Regions from separate parts of the Homo sapiens genome. Here region 2 is linked to region 1. Evidence: chromatin loops called from intact Hi-C (ENCODE). Cell type or tissue: CD4-positive, alpha-beta T cell. All regions are shown on one strand.

Region 1 (5,000 bases):
TAAGTTTGATTATTTGGTTAAGGTCAATTCTGTTTTCAGAATTTTCTTACAAGCATGTTTTAAGATTTTTATGAAGCTCCAACCATGGACATAATTCTTGCTGGTTCCTGCAATGAACTCAGAAAAGTATCCCTTACCCAGACTGTATAAATATTTACATATTTTCTCCAAATACGCTTATAATAGTTTCAGTCTCTAATAAATTCTTTGATTCACTAGGAATTAATTTTGGTTTATGTCACAAGAGTCTATTTCCCCCTCTAAATACTTAATCAAGCATCTAGTGTCATTCACTGGTAACTTTTATTAAACAAGTCATCCTTTTCCCTCACTGGAATTGTCACTATTTTTCTACATATTTTCAAAGATTGTTATTTGTTTCTGGATTCTATTCTGTTCCCGTGATCTGTCAATCCTCCTTCCAGTGCTATATGGGAATTGGTTTATTTTGATATCTGATAATGAAGATCTCCAAGGAGGATTTATTGTTTGACGATGTAAAATGTGAGTAAAAGCAGAAAGATGAAAGAGAGAGTCCCAAGGAGGTTTGAGGGCTGGGGTGGCAGGGCAGTGACAGGCAGACAGAAACATGTCTATCCGTGTGGCTTTGGCTTGGGTGTGAACAACTGAGAATCAGCCCTTTGCCCCACCTCTCTATTCTGCCCACCCTGTATCTCAGTATAATATATCATGGCGTATTTCCAAGCCATGCATGTGGATCTAACTCAGTCTCACACTGGGGGAATCATAATTCACTCTGAGGGTATATTATCATTTTGTCCTTACTAGATTAAGTATCATCTATTCCACTTTTTATTATCACCTCAATTTTAAACCTTGTATATTTATCTTCACGTGTGCAAGTATAGCTATAAATGAAACAACATTTTTACAAGGGAAAAGTAAAAGTGCTGAATCAAAGCCTTTCCTTCTTTAAAATGTTGATGCTCTTCTTGAAAAATCTTTTTTTTTTAAATTTAGATAGCCTGTATTTCATGATCCATGTTCTTGAAAAATCTCTACGAACTTATATTCCTGCCAAAGGTATATGTAGATGTGCCCGTTTGCCCATCCTTTTGCCAATAACGGGTTTCATATTTTTCAGTTTTGCTAGATTTAGAGAGGAAAAAAGTGCTATCTCATTATTCTTTCAATTTTGCAGTGATTTGCTAATGACTTTTTAGATGTTGATTCTGTAACCCAGTGTTTTTACTAACTTCCAGATTTGTGTCCCCAGCAATGAGGACAAGCATTTTGATTAGAGTCCTCTAGCTCCTCATTCAAACCAGGAATGAAGACTCGGAGGACAGAACCTAGCTGGGCTCTGTTTTAGTTGCCCTAAATTAACACCTTATTTAGGATGGATCTGCTACCTAGGAAATGAGGGTGAGAGGGCACATGGGGGAGTCATAGCCTAGGGCCAGGTTCCCAGTTTTGTAAGTGCCTCGTTCTTTGCGGGGCAGCCTCGGAGACTGCCTCCTGCAGACAAATCTCACAGACACCTTTACTATGTGGACCAGAAGAGCTGAGACAGCCAATCCCCAGACACCAGGATCCGGTCAGCCCTGTGATCCTCCGGGTCAACACTCTGTTTCAGGAACTGGTGGATCATTTGTTCCCAATATTGTCATCCTCAGGGGTGGCTGCAAGTCTCATATCCTAGACTGTGGACACATCTTCTAGTTCCTCCAACTCTGTTCCTGTCAGCCCCTATCTTCCCAGGCGGCAGATAATTTGGTTCCTCTAATCATTGTGGGTCTAGAACAGAAACCCTGAGCTCTATCTAAGTAAGACTGGAGGGCTGGGCATTCCAAATTATTGCACAAAGAGTCCGCAGCTTTTTTTCCAAAAGTAGTTTTTTGTTTGTTTGTTTATTTGTTTGTTTTAAATCTCATGTGTCCACAAAGGTCTCCAAGAAAATCTACTGAAGACACAGCTGCAGAACATTCAGAATACTGAAATCCATGGTGAGCAAGTCCACAGAGGGGAAATGCCTCCAAGACAGTGGCCACACCCAGGAGACTGAATGAACAAGCTAGATGAGCTGGCCTTCCAACTGGTTAAACCAGGACTTACCCAGATGGCATGAAACGCCACCATTTTTTTTTTTTTTAACTGAGCCAGCACTGGGGCAAGGACTTTTCCTACTTGATTTAATCTACTCTTTGACACACCCCTTATAAGTAGGCAACCCTGTCCCTGTTTAAAGACAAAGAGACAGAAGATGACAGAGGTTAATTTAATCAGGGTCACAAAGCTCGAACACAGCAAAAGTGGATTGGAAGCCAGATCTTTATCATGACCCTATACTGTAGTCTTTTTCCTGGGTCAATGGAAGCATATGGTCCTTGTCACTCATCTCCCAGGACACCTTACAGCCCCATGCGAGCTTGTTCACCTGCAGAGGCCCAGAGCACTGGTTCCTGAGTCTTCTCCCAGTAAGTAGGAAGTTCCTCAACACTGCACTGCTGTTACAACAAGTAACCAGCAGATGGCAGTGTCCACCAGCCCTCCCTGATTCGTCCCAAACCCAAGGGCTCTGAGATGTCCCTTTTGGAAGGCTTCTGGTAAAGAAGCTACCTTTCTCCCTTCTTCTCTGTTGCCTCTCCTCCCCCTCCCGGTAGCCTGGGGCACAGGGGCAGGCCACGCCCAGCGGCCTGGGGCCAGAGCTGTGGCTGACCCCAGTGTGGATGCCAGAGCTGTTGCTCTGAGTAACCTGGGGCCGGGTATCACCAGTTGAGCCTGGGAAATTCCTCTAGCTTCAGGAAGCCCAGCCCTGGGCATCCTATGGGGCTAAGCCAGAGCCCGCTGCAATCTTCCCACCTTGCTGTCCCAGGTCTTTCTGTGGGAGACATTTGCAGCAGATTTCTGGACTGAGAGGAGTCCATCATCACCAGACCCAGAGAGGGTGGATGGCTCTGCAGGCTGTTGTCATCAACTTCTGTCCCTTGCCTTCCCTGGGAGACCTAACCCAGAGCCCTATCTCCTCACCTCCAAACCTTTCTCCAGCTCTGAGTCAAAAGGCCCAGAGGCTACGGTGGGTCCAGACAGAGGACAGGCTCCTGGCTGGGTCCCAGGCAGTGGACCCATCTCACACTCTTCCCGTCTTTCACTGCAAACCCTGTGGACGTTTGATTGTCAGCCTCACTGCACATCTGGGGTCTAAAGCCAGGAAGGGTGAGGAACTTGCAGCCCAAGTTTAGAGGCACGATTTGAATTGAGGTCTCTTGACTCTCAGGATTATCAGTTTTATGTTCCAAGTTAGTGCATGGCTGCAGGGACCCAGCATCCCCAACAGAGGAGAGGGGAGGGCAAAGGCTGACCCTCATTATGTTGCACCCACAGGGTGCCCTAAGCAGAGGTGAGGCAAGACCCTCTGGGCTGCAATGGAGAACAAAGGCCCCTGATCACAGGGGGACCCAGGATAGAAGATGGCTATGATGCCAAATGACAGGCTACTGATCACATCCCCTTGTTGGGGACTTGGCTTCTGCATGTGGACAATGTAGAGTAGGTTGCCTCTAAGGGATCTTTTAGTTGTCTTGTCATCAGACATGGGGCCAGGTGTCTGGGTATGGCAGGAGACCCTGGGCAAGGCTGAGTAGGCTACAGCTGGGGCTTGCCCAAGTTCCCGTACCTGACAGTCGCTTCAAAATGGCTGTAGCTGGCGGGATCCAAGACTAACTCCCTAAGTAGTATCAATCTAGTGTTGTAGGTTCCCAGATGACATGCAAACTCCCCACAGCAAAGGTACCTTCGAGAGATGTGGCTCTCCTAGTAGTAGTAGAGAGGACTTCCTCACAACCGGGTACAGGAAAGCACAACCGTAATCCCAGAACTTTGGGAGACTGAGCCTGGGCTCAAGAGGATGCTTTGAGGCCACCCTTGGCAACACAGCAAGACCCTGTGTCTACAAAATATTTTTAAAAATTAGCTGGGTGTGGTGGCTTGTGCTTGTAGACCCAGCTACTAGGGAGGCTGAGGTAGGAGGATCACTTGAGCCCAGGAATTTGAGTTACCGTGAGCCATGATTCTGCCACTGCACTGCAGCCTGGGCCACAGAGGGAGACCCTGTCTCCTAAAAAAAAAAAAAAAAAAAAAAAGAACAAAAAAGAACTTCCTCCCATTCAGAGGTATCAGAGGCTGCCTTGGATAGGGAGTTCCCCACCTCTGCAGGTATGCAAGTGCAGCCCAGGAAGCAATTTGTTATGATTCAGGCATGCATGGCAAGTTGGCTTAAATAATAACCCCAAAAGTTGTTTTCAGATCCTTGGATTCTATGACTGAATCAGGGACTTGGTGTTCAGAGAAAACAAACAGCTTCTGCAAGGGGTGGAAGAGCAGCAAAGTGCTCTGCAAGGAAGGGTCTGGGGCGGGAATGTGGGAACTGCCCCTCTTCATCCCAGTTGTCAAACATCGCCCCAAGCAGGCTGCTTTCCCCTCCTCCCTCCGTTGGAGGCAATCTCACCTTCTCTCTCTGAGGAGGACTCAGCTGGAGTCTGGAGGTCTGGGGTTTGGGGGTGATCAGATGGATGAAGAACTAAAGTTAGGGCTTTCAGGCCCCAGTTTTCTCCCAACCTTCTCTGATCTCTGCTCCTGACATCTGCCTCTGGGCCTCATCTGCTCCCCAGTGATGGCTGGGGCAACACAGAGGAAGGTTTTCATTCTCAAGGCTCTTAGTGCAGTTAGCATGTGGTGCACAGCTTCAAGGGCTCCGGGCTGTGCAAACTAGCTCTCTCCTGCCCAGCCAATCGACCTAAGGATCCCCACATCACCTAAGAGGAAGTCCCAACTGGGCAGGGCACCTGGAGACCTGGGTCATGGGCAGGTCCTGCTGCTGGTATGACAGGCTATTTTCCATGGCAAGTGTTTTCCGCTTCCAGTTGCGAGCAGTGGCAGGCAAGAGTCCCCTGGGTAACACTTTCATAGTCTTCACCTGGACTAGAGAGGTCCTTTCTTTGCCAAGAATTTTCTAGAAAGCCAGAGAGGAAAGGCAGGCA
Region 2 (5,000 bases), 650 kb after region 1:
GGGAGAAACCTTATCAAATTCATTATATATTGGCTGAAAATGTCTCAGCATTTTTTACTTTGTTATCTCGAAAAACTTGTTACACAACAAACCACATTTTTTTTTTTTTTGGTTTGCTTGGCTGCAACAAATTGCAGTCACCATGCATCATAAAACATGTGACATACTTTCTTCCAGGCTTTTTTTTTTTCTTTACCTTTCCAGTTGTAGTAGCAGCTTTTGCATTTTCTTTCAAATCTGCATCAATAATATGCCTTCATTTTCATGTTAAAAAATTACCCATATTCATTTCTTTAATCTGGAAAAATGGTTTAGTTACATTATAATAAAAACAATAATAAACATTTTAATTTAATTATCAATTACATTTTATATTGGTATTATTGGGATATTTACTGATTACAAAAAATATTTTTAAAAACGCAATATTACGCTTATACCTGGAAAAAAATTGTAGTGAATTTGTTGACATCTGCTCAATTGGTGATGTGTTTATGTATAATACTAGAAATAATGCATGCCCCTCATAAGTGCTTTATATATAGTAATATTATTCCATGAAATGGTTAACATGCCATGTAATCTTACACAAAAGGTGAAGTTATGTGTAACAAAAAAATTTTACACTGTTTCAGTCTTTTTTTTTTTTTTGAGACGGAGTCTTGTTCTGTCACCCAGGCTAGAGTGCAGTGGTGTGATCTCGGCTCACTGCAAGCTCCGCCTCCCAGGTTCACGCCATTCTCCTGCCTCAGCCTCCCCACCAGCTGGGACTACAGGCGCAGGCTGCCAAACCTGGCTAATTTTTTTGTATTTTTAGTAGAGATGGGGTTTCACCATGTTAGCCAGGATGGTCTTGATCTCCGACCTTGTGATCCGCCCCGTCGGCCTCCCAAAGTGCTGGGATTACAGGCCTGAGCCACTGAGCCCAGCCGGTTTCAGTCTTTAAATTTAACTTCACTAAAATTAGTTCAAATTAAATATTCAGTTTCTCAGTTGCACTAGTCACATTTTATATGCTCAACAGCCACGTGAGGTTAGGGGCTACCATAATGGATGACACAGATCTAAGACTTCTGGACATCTTGCAGAACATCACATTTATCCATTACATCAATGACATCATGTTGACCGGGCTGGAAGAAGAAGAGGTAGGTGGCATACTGAAAGCTATGGTAAGACTCATGGGGAGCAGAAGAGGAATTCTGCAAATATTCAGGAACCTATTATATTCATAAAATTTTTAGGAACCCAGTGGTCAGAAGCATGACACAACATCCCTCTGAAAGGAAAAGAGAAATTGTTGCATCCTGCACCTTCTGTCTTGAAGAAGGGAGCACAACAGTGCTGGTAGGACTTTTCAGTTCCATTGGTAGTGTATTCTACACATCATAGAGATATTGCTTTGGCCCATACATAAGTAACACAAAAGCCTGCTAGCTTTAAGAAGGCCCAGAACAGGCAAAGTTTCTGCAGTCCTACCACTTCAGCCATATGATCCAGTAGACTCTGTGGTGTTGGAGGCATCGGTGGTGGCAAGAGATGCCACCTAGGGGTTGTGACAAGCTCTAGTGATGGAATCCCAAAGCAGGCCCATGAGGTTCTAGAGTAAAGGCATGCTACCTGCAATGGAGAATCATGGTTTTTTGTTTGTGTGTTTTTTGGTTTTGGTTTAAAAAAGAACAAAAATCAGCTCCTAGTATACTGCTGAGCCCTGATAGTGACAGAATGCCTGACAATGGGGCAACAGGTGACCATGTGGCTGAAACTCTCCGTCATCAGCTGAGTCCTGTCAGACTTTCCAAGTCGTAGGTTGGGTAGACCCACAACAATCCATTGCAAGATGGAAGTGGTGCATCCCGGGTTGGGCATGAACAGGACCAGAGGACACAAGCAAGTACCTGAGCAGGTAGCCCAGATCCCTGTGGCATCCACTACTATTGCATTAGTGATTATCCCTTGGCTCATGCCTAGGACTGTGTGTGGGATCTCATGCAAGCAGTTGAGGAAAGAGGAAAAAGGCTGATCTTGCTGACCAATGGGTCAACCTGTTACATGGGTAAAAACCAAAAATGGACAGCCACCTTATTACAGCCTGGAGGTATCCTTGAAAAACAGCAGTGGGAGAAAATTCTCTTAATTGTAAGAGCTTTGGATAATACACTTGGCCATCTATTTTGTATGAAAAAAGAAAAGGTTTAATACATATGGCCTCACAGGCAGCAGCAAATAGAAACAGACTGGAAGATCAATAACGAAGTCTGGGTTGATAACATGTGCATGGACAAATGCGAATTGTCATGAAGTGTGAAGATTTTTATAGCACATGTTGTACCCACCAGAGATCACCAAAAGAAGAGGCACTAAAAAACCAAATAGGCAAAATGACTCAGCTGGATGATGGCAGCCAGCCTCTGTCATCAGTTACTTCAGTGCTGGCTTGAGGGATACATGAACAGAATGGCCATTATGGCAGAGGTGAATGCTACACCTGGGTTCAGCAACACGGATTCTGAGTTACCAAGGCTAATCTATTTACTCCCACCACCAATGTCCAGCCTGCCAGCAACAGAGGCCAGTGCTGAACACTCAAATTGCACCATTCCTTGAAAATATAAAGTGGCCACTGGTGGCAAGATGATAACACTGGACCCCTCTCATCCTGCGAGGTGAGCAGTTTCCTTTCACAGGAATAAACACATAGAACTTGTGTGGGTATAAGATTTTCCCGCCTACAGGGCCCAGCCAGCACCACTAGCAAAGAGTTTATGTAGTGTTGCATTCAACAACATTGGATCCAACTGGAAAGGGAAAGAGGGAGGGTGGGATGGGGTTGGGGGTAGGGGAGAGAGAGAGCAAGAGAGCTGCATTCCCAGAATGAAAGGAGTTCACATGCCTAGAGAGGTATCAGTAAAGGGGAGTGGGAGACAGAAAGTTGGAAGGTTTTTCAAGGGGTGGATCATGGAAAGGCCTTGTAGGCCATGCTAACAAGTTTGAGCCATATGGATATAGGTAACCAATGAAGGACTTTTTTTTTTCTTTTTGAGACAGAGTGTCAGTCTGTGGCCCAGGCTGGAGTGCGGTGGTGCAGTCTTGGCTCACTGAAACCCCTGCCACCTGGATTCAAGAGATTCTCATGCCTTAGCCACTCACGTAGCTGGGATTGCCAGCATGCCCCACCATGCCTGGCTAATTTTTGTATTTTTAGTAGAGATGGGTTTCGCCATGTTGGCCTAGCTGGTCCTTGAACTTCTGGCCTCCAGAGATCCTCCTACTTTGGCCTCCCAAAGTGCTGGGATTACAGGCGTGAGCCACCGTGCCAGATCCCACTGAAGGATTTTAGAAAGGTGGGTGGCATGATTGGATTCGCCATGAACTCCTTATTATCTCGGACTTTATTTCTTACCTTATTTGTTGAGAAGAAGAGGGATGTGAAATTTGGAACTAAATTAAAATCCATGTGAGCCAGGCCTCTGTCCTATTTATCTCAGAAGAATGCCCTCTCATTTTTATAATGAGACAATCGCCAAGATTATACTTTTTTTAAAGTGGCAAAAACATACAAAAGGAGTAAAGGGGATCTTTGCCTGCTCATATTTGTGAAAACCAAGAACAGAATATAGAAATGCCCAAAGAGCATGTTTGAATACATCTCTTTGTAAAACATGACAGAAAGGAGTGATTATTTAAATTGGACAGGACTTTGCATTCCTGGCTCCTTGGTGGCAGTGCCTTTTGTCTGAACTCTTTTACTAGAAAAATGTCACAAAGGATAAAAAATGAGTCCAATAAGTTTTATTCAATTTCAGAGTCTATTATATATTCTGTTTTACACAAAGCATATAATTTTAAATTTCATAGATAGGCACACTGAACATACACTTGGTAGATATACAGCTATTTGTACGAGTGAAATTGAAACCCTCCAGGGAGGGTACATTAATAATTCCTTACTTGTAAGACAGAACAGCCATCTCATATTCCAAACAAAGCCCGGCCAGCACAGAAGTGATTCATGGTCATTTATGAAAACTGATTACCAATCACCAGATTGTAAAGCCATGGCAACATTTATTTTTCAATCTCATAAACAATAAAGCTCCTTTTTGTTAAACACATGAGGGACCTCTTTCCCATGGAGGAGTTAGTAAATGCAAAAGCTAATTTTCCACATCTGACAGCATTCATGAAAGCTGATGAATACATGTATGATAAACACATATTTCAGTAGAAAGAAAAATTAATGTGTATATACCTACATAGCGTTTTCTTTCACTGGGGTGTTGATCTGAGAGTAGCGGTCAGGGGAACCTGAATCTTTTATTTTAGTGCCTCAAAGGCAAACATTTTCCTAATTGGACAGTTTAAAATATTCAGTTCATTAATCCTAGATAAAAGCCATATTCATATTTAGCTTAAATGGTTCTTTTCAACAAGATATATTAAAATTGTAGTTTCTTTATTTAATAATGAGAAACAAGAGATCACAATAATGTCTGATTTGTAGCTTATTCTCGATACTTGGTAAAGACATTAGACAAACCATTTATGAATTTTCTGTCAACAAAGTGTCCTAAGGTACCACCAGGAAGAACCAGCATGGTTTTGTGACCCACAGGTCCTGCTGGGGCTGCTTTTTCCTATTCCAGTGGTTGAAAGCCAGGCCAAGTGGACACAAAAAGTAGCAAGGTCATTCTCTGCTTGGCCTTCACTTGTTGTGTCAATGTCTGTTATGTGTCCCAGGGAGACAGTAACTTCTCCAAGGTCAGCCTGAAAGCCTGGAAGTCTTCTCCCCCATCCTGTAGCCAAAAGTGGTGGTGAAGGGATATGAAATCCAACACTGAGTGAAGGGGTAGGAAGAGGGTGGGGGGATGGAGGAACACAGGCAAATCAATTTCCCGTGATGTGCATAATTGGTCTTACACTTGGAAGTGCTTCTGAAAACATTTTCATTCAGAGTGAGCTGAAGAAGTTTAAGAAATAAGCAGTCCTAAATCAGATGA

What was found. Peaks named below come from ENCODE experiments on the same cell type or tissue, not always from the same donor. Only the 100,000 strongest peaks of a DNase experiment are listed, where the experiment ranks them.
Region 2: it touches region 1 in a loop (16-fold over the local background); 10 of 110 quality-filtered maps call a loop at or near these places.

What each region holds. Positions count from the first base shown.
Region 1 is chr2:20,659,170-20,664,169 of GRCh38, forward strand. No RefSeq gene overlaps it. Among named protein-coding and RNA genes, the nearest start is that of GDF7, 5.5 kb to the right of the region's middle. In CD4-positive, alpha-beta T cell, CTCF peaks have their summits at 2,493 (motif pointing right) and 2,692; a DNase peak (open chromatin) is centred at 2,502; H3K27me3 peaks cover 2,397 bases.
Region 2 is chr2:21,310,576-21,315,575 of GRCh38, forward strand. LOC105374318 (a long non-coding RNA gene) reads left to right here and starts at 3,546. Exons shown (of 3, transcript XR_939801.3): 1 at 3,546-5,000. In CD4-positive, alpha-beta T cell, no CTCF peak of the experiment used is centred here; no DNase peak of the experiment used is centred here.